2 separate regions of the Homo sapiens genome follow, and region 2 is linked to region 1. Evidence: chromatin contacts called from ENCODE Hi-C or POLR2A ChIA-PET data. All regions are on one chromosome and are shown on one strand. The core of a region is the stretch at or near the end of the contact, and the rest is flanking DNA. Distances in the headings are between cores, read along the strand shown. Region 1 holds the start of WWC2 (WW and C2 domain containing 2). Region 2 holds the start of IRF2 (interferon regulatory factor 2).

Region 1 (5,767 bases), core at 1,997-4,496:
CTTCTCTGTGACTCAATTTCCTCATCTGTAACTGGAAGATGACAGTAGTACCTACCTCACAGGACCAACGGGAGAATGAAATGAGATCACAGTTAAAGAGCTTAGCAGAGTGCCTAGCACACAATACACACTGAGTAAATACTGTCCATGCTAGTATTTCTACTATTTCCAGGGTCACTCAGTTCCTAAACTGGAATGTCAACACTACACTAATACAATTAGGCTGGGCCCTAATGGTGAGCCCACAAACACCCCTATGAAGAAGATGATATTATCCTCATTTTAGAGCTGAAAAATGGAGGTTTAGAGGGATTCAGAAACTCACGTAAACTTAGTCAATAAAAGTAAGAAGTGGAGCAATAAAAGCTTTGATCACATCCCAGCAAAGTTTGAATGACGTCATTCACCTCCAAAAGCTTAAAAGCATTTTAGAATAATGCTTCAGCATTCTGGCATGACTACCTGTTGAATGAAATTATGTTCTTATAAAATGCCCTAGCCTCCCCTACTAAATCGGCATAATTATCTGTATAATCAGAAATATTCAACAAATTCTGATAGACTATCAAAAACACAAAATTCTTTTCCTTAACAGAATAACATAAAAAATATGCAAGGTAAATCATCGTGACCATTCTAATTAAATGGCTTAAACAGTTCAAAAGTACTGCAGACCCATAGTATATCAAGTTGTTTTTCTTTCAGAATTTGTAAGTTGATCCTGCAGAAGAATCCACACACTCCTATTGGCCTGTGTAACATCTCTCTTTCCATATGTTTGGTAAGTGTGTAACAAAACTGACAGGAGTTAATAGTTACTCCAAATATACGTTCCCATCAGCTCTTACTCTATTTAGTAAGATTTAGTCACTTAATTGCCCTAAAAGAAAATATAATCAAATTTAAACTGAGTATATAATGGTGACTCTGATCTCAACAGAGTATCTTTTAAAACTCTGAGATCCAGAAATATTTGTAAGTCGTCAAATTTATGTCTCTGAATATTTAAGACCTAACAGCTGCAAGGAAAATTGGAAAAATAAAAAGCTATCTTAGTCAAAACTATTTGTCCCTATCCAATGAATTGTTTATCCAGTTTCCTGAAAATAGTTCATAATAATTACTAATCCATTAAGAGTTTAAAATAAAGGACATGCTTGACTTGTGAAAAAAGTAGTGATATGGATAGCCAAGTCATATAATTTCACTCCACTTTCTATTTACTTTACCCAGACATTACATATTCTTGTAATCCTTTCCGGTAAACACAACTGAGATAATATAGTAAAGCATGTAAACCGAAGAAGAGAACCTAGAATGCCTAAATATTTCAAGAATTTATTGTTATTTCAATTACCTGAAACTCCAAGTATCAGAAAGCAGAAAGAATTACCACACAACTGTAAAAGTCAAATATTTATACAGGTGCCTTAAAAGCCGCAGTTGGGTGCACACCATCAGCACTGACATTTACTATCTGTTAAGTAGTTTCAAAGTGCAATAGCATAAGTCAAATAACTGGCTTGGAGCGTGAAGTTTATGACAACAACTAGCACGTCTGGAGACACTGGGAAGGTGTGATGCCTGTCACAATTTTCATCAGGCCAGCAACAGGCAGCCAGGCTGCGGCAAGACCGAACCTCAGCACAGGTGCCTTTTCTCATTTCAGGAGGGAAACCTAGGCCCGTAGCTTCACGGATAATTGAACAAGGATTGTTCCATAAATTTATAATGTTATTTATAACTTTCTTGTAATTGCCTTTTAGTAGCTTTCAAAAACAACATTTTTAGGGCAAAAGTAACTGAGATTATAAAGTAGTTAGGTATTTCAGCTTCAAATTGAGAAAAGGGAAAATGTTAAATAGGAGAAGCACCTAAAAAGTATATAAAGCCCAAAGGGCCACATTCAATAAAGTTATAATTTTCAGAAATGACAAAAGTCCAAATGTCGAAGTTATCCCTGGTGGCACGTTATTTAAATTTACAATTAGGAATATCTCCTTAATGGATAATTTACAAATTTATAATTAGGAATACCTCCTATTATTCTTACAATAATTCTAAGAAATTTTAAGGGTAAAAAAAATATGGGACACAGAAACATTTGTGAACCTTCAGTTCCTGAACCAATTTAAAAAACAAAAAACAAAGAAACCAGGCTAAGCTCAAATCAGAGTGCCTCAATACCCAACGTTAATTTCACTACATCTCCCTTCCAAACACAATATGCCTGTTCCCGATCTGGGAGTCGGTTCAAGTTTTCAGGTGAAGACTAACGACAGACAGCGAAACCCCCAAACGCGCGTTTTTAAACTCTGAGGGGCAAAGTCAGTCACACCCACTAGCAGGGCCCGGCGGGGGGCGGGAGCCCCTTCCCAGCTCGGGACCTCCGGCCAGTCTGGGCGCCCCCGCCAAGAGCTCGCAGCCCAGGCTCCCGCGCCAAGGACGGCCTGAGGGATGCCACAGGTGGCCCGGAGGGCTCGTTCCCCAACTGGCAGTGAGGCCCTAGCCCACCCCCGCCGCCCAGAGGCCGAAGGTGTCCTGCAGCCTCCACGTGGGCACCTCGAAGCCTAGGGAAGTTCCTAACAGGGCTCAGGTGGCCCCTCGGGTCCGTTAGCCTGGCGCGCGGCGTCGGCCCGGGGCAGCGACTCCAGCCTTGCCTCGGGGCCGGGTCCCCGGAGGGGCGTCGGGAAGCCGGTGGGCGGAGGAGCCCGGGTACGGGCGGCTCCTCGGCCCCGCCGGAGCAGCCAGCCCCACATCCCTCCCGGGACCCCTCGGGGCACCGCGGGCCGGCGCCGCCCCAGCCCCCCGCGCGGCCGGGTCTCCGGGACAACAGCCGCCGTGTCCGAACGGGCCCGCGCCCCCGCGGCCGGCGCCCACCTGTCCCGGGGGTCGATCCAGCTGGTCCTCCTGGTGTTGTGGTCAATGTAGAAGACCTTGCCGTCGTAGTCCCTGGCCTCCTCCCAGCCCCGGGGCAGCGGCAGCTGACCGCTCCCGGCCCTCCTAGGCATGGTCGGCGGCCTCGCCGGCGAGCGGCGCCTCCATAGGTACCGGGCGCGGGACGCGGCGGGAACGCGGCTGCCGGGCTAGGCTGCCAACCCGCGACGCGGGCGCCGGCGAGGGGCTGAGGGGCGCAGGGCGCGGGGCGCGGCGGAACCACGCGCGGGAGGTGCCTCAGGAAACGCTGTTCGCGGCCCCGCTGCGGATCAGTCCACCATGTCTGCGTCGGAGCCGGCGAGCGAACCCTCCTCCCCCTCGCCGCCGCTGCCTCCGCCTCTTCCTCCTCCTCCGCCCCGTCCCCCTCTGGCCGCCGAGGGTCGCGGCGCCCAGGCTGCCGGAGCCGCCGCCGTCTGGGCTCGGATCCGGGAAGCTGCGGCGCTGCCGCGGCAGCGGCGGGCCCCTCATTTGCATGCGATTAGCATGCGCCCGCCCGCCTCATCTGCATGCGCATTCCTCGCGCCGCATTCCTGAGCTTAACCCCGCCGCTGCCGGCGTCGCCGCACCAGCTCGGACGCACTGCCCCGCGGGGCCGCGGCTCCAGGTGGGAGGAAGGCGGGCGAAGGAATGTGCGGCCAGCTCCCTCCCCTTGACCCCAGATAGCTCCCCTGGGCCAAACGCCGAGAGGTTTTAGAGTTTCTGGACGGGGAAGATTGCAAAAGTCTCCGCAACCTTCTCAACCTCTTTCGTCTTCTAGGGAAACCACAAAACTTTCGAGAGGAAAGGGGTGGCGGGCGGGGAGCTCTCCTCCGGAGAAAAAACCTCAACAAGCGGAGAGGGCACAAAGGCTCCCCACGCCGCGCCCCGAGCCCCTCCGGCACCCCAAGGGCGGTCCGGGGTGGTGGGAAAGCGCCAAGCCCTGGGAGTGCGTCGGTGGGTCCGGGACGGCGGGGCCTCCGCCAGGGCTCCTGGCCCTCGATGACCTCGGCTGAGACCGCGAGCCGCGCGGCGGAAAGCGGAGGAACTCCCGTCCGGCCCTGTAGCCGCCCGCACCGCGCCCCGTCACCCGCCGCCCCTTCGCGTCCGGGCGCTCCAGCCGCGGGGCCCCGGAAGCTCCTGGTCCCTGGCCTCCCCTGCTTGGTTCGGGGCGGTTGGCCGTGGACGCGCCCCGACTCTAGTCCCTTCCGTCCAGCCGCCCGCCCCAGGATGTCCCCCCACCGCAGCCCCGCCGTGGCCAGGAGGTGTGGGCGGCCACGCCGGAGGGACCCACGGCGGCGCCGGACGCCCGCCCTTCCTAGGCCCTGGCCCGGCCGGGGTGGGCCGGGACGTTCCCTGTTGCATAGGCATTTATTTATTCAGCAGCTACTACGTACGTGCTGGCCCGCACTGCCGAGGGACCGGACGCCTGCCCCAGGCGGGACAATGCCGGGTGCAGCGCTGGCGGGGCCTGGACGCCAAGCTTCAGGGTCCCCAGCCCCTCAGTCAGAGGGGGCGCCTCCCAGGCCCTGGACTCCTCTCCAGCCGGGTCTACACCACCGTCCCCCGTCATCTTCTTCTGGGTTACTGAGCAGCTTCTTTTAAAATAGCAACACCGAGGAAGGCCCCGAAGCCCAGTCTTGCACCTCGTGGTGTGAAGTCGTTTAATCCTGCCCGCTAATGCGTAAGGACTTTCCACCGTGTGCAGGACTCCGCGCTGGGCAGGGGCTCTCGCAGGGTTTGAACCGACCTCCGCCTCCCCTGCGGGTTCACAGGCCTGCGAGGAAGTCGCGTGAAGGAGATTCGCTACTGTGTGAGGCTGGCCTGCGCGGCGTGGGCAGTAGCTGTCCGGGGCTGGGGACAGCTTTCGGCTCCCCAGGCCATCCCGTCGGGGCATCTGCGGCCAATCTCGAAGGTGGAGAGGCTCAGGGTTGGAACAGACTTCACGGAAGGGGTCCTAGAAGAGGAAAGGGGTCGTGTTTGCCCTTAGAGCAGTCTGGGCGTGAAGCGGAAACTTTAAACCACCAGAAACTCTGGAGAGCTTGGAGCACCTGGGAAGGAGCAACCAGAGTGGGCCGGAGGTAGGGAAGGAAGGCACCCACGGCGAATTTGCCCGCTTTGACCGCATTTAGGGCGGCCGCTTGTGCAGCCAGCCTTCTGGAAGGTAGGCTTTGCGCTTGGTGAAGAGAAGCCCCCACCTCCGGATCTGTGTTCCGCCCCAGTCCATTCATCAGGAGGTGATCACACAAGTCAAGCTTCTCTAGTTCCCGGTGGAATGAGACGCCCTGGTGGGGTCTTAAGGTTGAACGTTTGAATACTGTAAAAAAGATGGGACCTGCCTACAATTAATCTCTCACACTACTGAGCGAATGTGCGTTGTTTTGGACTTCCCTAAATTGGCCCAAATGCATAGCCAACACTTGAATTGCGGTGTACTAACAACATCATTCAGCACCAAACCAAACCATTCTTATTTAAACCTTGCTTCCTAGCTTATTTATTTCCCAAACAACTTGAAAACATTTGTTATACTAAAATGTCTACATCTTACTATTAAAAAAAAAAAACCAAAGTAACACACTTTGCTGCTGCCGTAATTTTATGTCACTGAGATGAACTATTCTACAATACTTGTAATTTCAAATTTGTTAAACTTTCAGCTAAGTAGTTTTACCCAAATTCTAAAACCAGTGAGGAATCCAAAATAGCACGCAGCATTAAATGACGTTTATTGTTCCATAAATCTTCAGACTTCAAAAAGAAACGCTAAATAGACAAACAGAACTCTAAAGCAATTAAGAGACAAGCTCGCTGCTTCTTCCCCACTGACTGGCAAGGAAACATTTGGTCATAC
Region 2 (5,767 bases), core at 2,410-4,909, 1.4 Mb before region 1:
GGAAAATTGCAAGCAACACCCATGCTTCAGGGAGGCCCCAGGACTCAGGAAAGGGGGCAGTCTGTGAGTCCTCCCAGTTTCCCAGCTAATCAATGAAGTGAACAGTGCAAGGCTGTGGAAAAGATGTTCTCTCTGACTTGGGACATGTATAATTTGTTGCACCTGAGACATGTGTAGGAGTTAATGTGGTCAGAGCTCAGAAGTTACAGATTTTGGAGTCATCAGCAAATAGTGATATCTGAAGCCCTGGGCGTGGAGGAGAACACCCAAAGATAAAGCATGTAGAATGAGAAAATAAGAGGGTTGAGGATAGAATGCCTGGAAACACCATAATTTAGGGGGCTGGCAGCAGACGAGGAACCGGCCAAGAACTAGAATAGGACAGCAGGCTGTCACATGGGCATCGTGGAGAGCAGCCTGCACAGTCAGCATTCTTAAATCCTACACACAGACAGAGGAGATGCGGATTGGAAACGGTCCCTTAGAAAGATCACTAGAAGGAAATACATAAAAATATCCACAGGTCTATTCCTGACTAGTGAGATGTCAGGTGGCTTATGTTCTTCTCTCACCATTCTTGCATCTTCCAAATTCTGTACAAGAAACATTAATTACATTTATATTAAAAAGCTATTAAAATATAAAACAAGGCTCTGATCAAGTCTAAAATATTTTATGAGAGCCTGATGAAAAGAGCAAGTAATTATTAATTCACAAGTATTTCAGTGCCTGTGTGCTGGGCACCATGCTAAAGATAAAACAATGAACAAGAGGACAGCTCTGTTGTTTGACAAAAAGGAGCGGAGGCTGGTTTGGCAAGGGAGGGATGTAGGGCTTGTGGGACACAATGGCAGGAGATGAGGCTGGAAAGGTCGTTTGGTGCCAGATTACAATGGACTTTATGTGTCTTGTCAAATAATATGGTCTTTATTCTGAAGGCTACAGAGAGGCTTTTGAGGGGGGCAGTGTTAGGTTTGGAATTGTGCTTTACCTGAAGTTAATTTTCGACTGGATTTTGGCAGTAGTGTGGCTGCTGGCCTGGGGGAGTCCAAGCAGGAGACCAGGAGCACAGGCAGCAGGCAAGTGCAGTAACTGAATGAAGGCAGTGCCCTGAGCACGGGCCAGGCCCAGAGATATTTAGGGGTAGCGTCAATAGGATATGACTGATTGGATGTATGTTGCACGAAGTAGGGCATTAAGAAAAAAAAGGAACAACAAACTTCTTCCTGCTTATCAAAGACCATAATGAGGGCAATGGCCTTTCCTGAAACACGTTCCTTGGGAAGTCAAGCATGAGCATCACAATAGTTTGGAAGCTATCTGCACCCAGCAAGTGAGTTTCCAGTTAGCCTCACGCATGGCAATAGGTGCTTAGGATGCAGGATGCAGGTTCGTGGCCCCGGCCCTGTCTGGCTCCCCTGAAATCACACCACAGAGGCAGCTGCCTTTCGTAAACACAAGGCAGGCAGTGTTAGCTGGTCCAACTAGACCTCATTCTTTCTTTCACCTGGGGCCTGTGCACGGAGGCTGCTGACATGAGTGGACTCCCACGTGTGTGGTGAACGAGAAGTTCAAAGTGACACTTTGCATTCTTCCCTTCTTCTCCACTCTCCTCTTCCCGCTCCAGGAAAAATAAAGGAAGATGATTGTTTTGGTACAGGAAAAAAAAAATGAATACTAGGTTTTTAACTTGTGTCCCGGGTTGGGTAAAGAATGACAACTATTCTATAGTTTGTATAGACTTTCCCTTAGTGGTCATTGCTATATGACATAAGAAAGTCAGTGCCTGGGCCAGGCACTGTCACAGGCCTGTAGTCCCAGCTACTTGGGAGGTTGAAGCAGGAGGATCGCTTAAGGCCAGGAGTTCAAGGTTACAGTAAGCTATGATAGCACAACCTGAGTGACAGAGCAAGACCCTCTCTTTTTTTTTTTTTTTTTTTTTTGAGACAGAGTTTCGCTCTTGTTGCCCAGGCTGGAGTGCAATGGCACAATCTCGGCTCACCACAACCTGCGCCTCCTGGGTTCAAGCAATTCTCCTGCCTCAGCCTCCCAAGTAGCTGGGATTAGAGGCATGCGCCACCAAACCTGGCTAATTTTGTATTTTTAGTAGAGATGGAGTTTCTCCATGTTGGTCAGGCTGGTCACAAACTCCCGACCTCAGGTGATCCTCCTGCCTTGGCCTCCCAAAATGCTGGGATTACAGGCATGAGCCACTGCACCCGGCCTACCCTGTCTCTTAAAAAAAAAAAAAAGTGAGTATTATAATAGAGGGGATAAGGAATAATGTGTATGTGAGGTCTATTTCTGAGACCAGAGCCACAAAACAGAATCCTGCACCTTAGCCATTTTCTTACCACACGCGTTTTCTTGGATACTTCCATTTTTCCAGTCTATATAATTCAATACTTCTGTGACAGAGAGGTGTTGGAGTTTTTTGTTTTGCTTTTGTTTTTTCGCAACTCTTTACATACAAACAGCTATGGTCTCCCAGGAAGGAACTTCCTCTGTTGAGTACAGAAGTCTGGGAAAAGACTGGTGAAATTGCATGCGAGGAAGAAACAGGTCTAACTAAATGTGAATCTATACTTTTAAAGCAAGGGACCACAAAGGGTAGGTCCCAAGGAAGTTGCATTGCTTGCTGCACTTGTCACACGGGCTGTACTTTCTTCTCTCATTTATTTCCATTTACAGCGTTGAAAACTGAGGCCTTAGGCTTTGGTTGAAAACCGAGGCCAAGGGTGACCAGCCAGTGAGTTAAGGAGGCCCCAGCCGAACTTTGCTGGAAGTGCTCCAGCATAAAGCCTCTCTCCAGAACCAGCCGCCACTGAGACGTCTTGAAGTCAAAGTAACTCACACCCTTGTCCACCTCGCCCTGCGGTGAAGAAACTTCGGTCGCACAGGCTCCAGAACTCATCTTGGCGTGGGCTGTGACTTACTGGGGGATGGGCCTCCTTTTCGTTCTAGCTCCTAAATGGAGCGGAGCGCCAGGTGGTGTCAGAGGGGGCGGCGGCCCCTCCAATGGTGGCACCCTCAGCCACGGATAAGGTTCCAATTAGGTAAGGACGCAAGTAATGCTGTCGTTTCGGCTGACTGCTCCTTTCATTCCTTGGAGGTGGTCGGTGTCACAAAACGAATTTTCATTTACTCTCAACAGTCACACCAGCCCTGCTAACTGGATGGTCGCAGCCCCGTGCCTTCGCCGGACGCCCTCCTGGAACCTTCAGGCCACCCTGAGGATGGAGACTCGGGTGCCCGCTCTCCTCCCCTACCGCCGCGGGCCTGCGCCCCCCGCCCCGGACCCCGACTCGGACGTTCTAGCCGCACGTGCGGGCGCCCCTGGGTGCGAGCCGCGGACTCACGAGCCGCTGCTTGTTGCTCCCGCCGCCGCGACCTGGGGAAGCGAAAATGAAATTGACTTTTCCGAGAAATGATGAAAGCGGCGCTGCCCGCCAATGAGCTGCTGCGGCGAACTTCCGCACCTCCCGGCCGGGCCGCTCGCGCCCTCCCTCCGCCTCCACCTCCCGGTTGCACAAGCTTGAAACAAACACTGGGGAGGAAGGGCGGAGGGAGGAGGGCGGAGAGGGGAGGCGAGGGAGGGAGCGCGGCCGGAGGAGGGCGGGGGGTGGGGGGATTTCCAGCCGCGGCTCTTCGCAGTTTCCTCTCCTTGTTTTGCTTTCGATCTGGACTGTTCTCAGGCAAGCCGGGGAGTAACTTTTAGTTTTGCTCCTGCGATTATTCAACTGACGGGCTTTCATTTCCATTTCACATACCCTAGCAACACTTATACCTTGCGGAATTGTATTGGTAGCGTGAAAAAAGCACACTGAGAGGTAACATTTTTCAAATAATAGTTGTGACTGTGTGTGTTTCTCTCGAGGGCATGTTTCTGGGGACTGTGGGGGGCCGTGTGTGTATGCGTGTCCTGATGCCTTGACACGATGTTTTGCAGACGGAAAATGCCGGGGTTCATAAATATTAATACTGATTTTTGGAGGAACAGTCGGCGCAATTATGGATCATCTGATTTTAGGGGAAGCAGGTTCTGCTGCTGTTGCTGCTGCTACTGGGGCTGCTGAGGCTGCGAGGAGGAGGAGGAGGAGGAGGTAGAGAGGGAGGAGGAGGAGGAGGTTGGTGGAGGTTTAATTTCACTTTTGGATTTGCAGATGCGGAGAGGTGGCTCCATGGACACAGACCTGCTGTGTGTGCTTCTGCGCCCCAGGTGTTGTGTGTGGGGGTGCAGGTCAGCTGGAGTCGGGCCTCATTTAAAACAAAATTGTGTGTATGTGCGTGTTTGTGTGTGCGCGCGTGTGTGTGTGTGCAGCCACCGCCGCCACCGGATCCGAAGGAGGGGAGCGGGTCCTTCTCGGTGCCCGCGGCGGCGCCTCTCCAGGCTGCCTCCAGCGTAAATAAGCAGGCACCGCTCCCCGGCCGGGAGGAGCGCCTCCAGCCACGGCCAGAGGAAACTTGCTGGGGCGCCCCGCGGCGGTCCAGGGGCTCGCCTGCCTGCCGGGCTCGGGGTCGGGTCGCGGGCGTCGGGTGCCAGCGGCCGGGGCGGGAGGGCGGGCTCGGAGCCGGGCCGGGCGCCGGGCCTGGCCGACGCGCCCTGCTTCCTGGGGGCTGGGCCGCCGCCGCCGCCGCTCAGAAGGGACGCCGCGTCCTCCTTCCCGCCGGCCAGCGCCCGGTCGGGCCCTGGGGCTTTGTCATTGCACTTGTCCCAGCGCGCCAGGGGCTCGGGCGGCGCGTCCCAGGAAGGCACCGTGCCGAGGGGTCAGCCGCCCGGGCCGCGGCCTAGCGCCGTGCGCCCCCGGGTCCCCGCAGGCGCCCCCGGCCGGCCTCGCGCGCTGGGCCTGACCCGCCTCGGCTACGGAGCGGGCGAGGTGGGGGCGGGGAGCCTCCGGGGACCGAGCGGCGCAGTGGGGGCCGGCGTCCCCTCGGGGTCCCGGGGCGCGGGCCGCGGCGGGGTGGGGACGCGAGTGCCCGCCCCGTGCCCTCCGACCCGGCTCCGGGCGCCGGGTGACATTCGCCCGCTGGCCGAACATGGTTGGTGCAAAGCCGCGGCGGCCGCCACTTCCTTTCCGCCTCGCCGGTAGGGCTCGCCCACCGAGTGAAGCCGGCCGCGGCCAATCGCGGCGCCCGCCTGCTCCCAGTGGCACGGCCTGGGGGCCGGCGTCCGCCGGGGCTGGGGAAGCCGTTCCAAGTTCCAAGGGTCGCGGGTGTAACTCATGCCCCTCCCAGCACGCGCCGGCGTCTCCCCTTGGCCCCCGGTCTGGGTGCGTTTGCCACCCTCTCCTCCTTGTTCCCTAAGAAGCGGGGGAGGGGAAGGAGGCGGGCAGCCTGGGCAGGGCGCCAGAGCCGTGGTCGGGCACCAGGTGAAACGCCCGGGTCAGTCTGTGTAGGCCGGACCCTTGGCGCTCGGCTGCGGATGTGATCCCGGGGACTGGCGGCCGAGGTAGCTCAGAAGAGCGAGGTGGCTTTCGCTCGTTTCTGACCCGCTACTGTCTGAAACTTGGGGACATATTGCCCGCCCCCTCCCTCTTCAACCTCCTCCCTCCGGTTGCTCCTTGTCCTTGGTTATGGAAGGAAAAAACTCAGTTGTTCTAAATGAGGAAAAGTGGTGCTGGCATTCGTCTTCAGCCACCGGCCTCCTTATGGCTGTGACTCGGTCTGCTTTTGATGAATGGCCAGGAGGTATGGAGGATAGTTAGATTTCCTGTTGTGGATTTTCAGGCATCACCGAGACTGCTGTCAAGCCTGCAGTCATTTACTA

Evidence for each region. Hi-C counts contacts between places; a loop is a spot of excess contacts on that map. ChIA-PET counts read pairs that join two places held with the same protein, here RNA polymerase II (POLR2A). Pooled maps may share reads with other maps.
Region 2: a map of ascending aorta shows a loop between it and region 1 (8-fold over the local background). The contact joins the promoter of IRF2 here to the promoter of WWC2 in region 1. A Hi-C loop is called at or near these places in 1 of 168 maps with a recorded cell type or tissue (ascending aorta) and 6 of 50 pooled maps. POLR2A ChIA-PET finds 5 or more read pairs at or near these places in 1 of 52 experiments (AG04450).

Annotation. Positions count from the first base shown.
Region 1 is chr4:183,096,736-183,102,502 of GRCh38, reverse strand. WWC2 (WW and C2 domain containing 2) reads right to left here and starts at 3,246. Exons shown (of 23, transcript NM_024949.6): 1 at 2,881-3,246. The coding sequence starts at 3,011. WWC2-AS2 (WWC2 antisense RNA 2) reads left to right here and starts at 3,304. Exons shown (of 1, transcript NR_024008.1): 1 at 3,304-5,482. RefSeq lists a silencer at 4,193-4,487 and an enhancer at 4,193-4,487.
Region 2 is chr4:184,472,442-184,478,208 of GRCh38, reverse strand. IRF2 (interferon regulatory factor 2) reads left to right here and starts at 3,659. Exons shown (of 9, transcript NM_002199.4): 1 at 3,659-3,830. It overlaps IRF2-DT (IRF2 divergent transcript), which reads right to left and starts at 3,407. Exons shown (of 1, transcript NR_186573.1): 1 at 905-3,407. RefSeq lists enhancers at 2,621-2,950, 3,301-3,490 and silencers at 3,521-3,640, 4,451-4,500, 4,581-5,270, 5,331-5,400.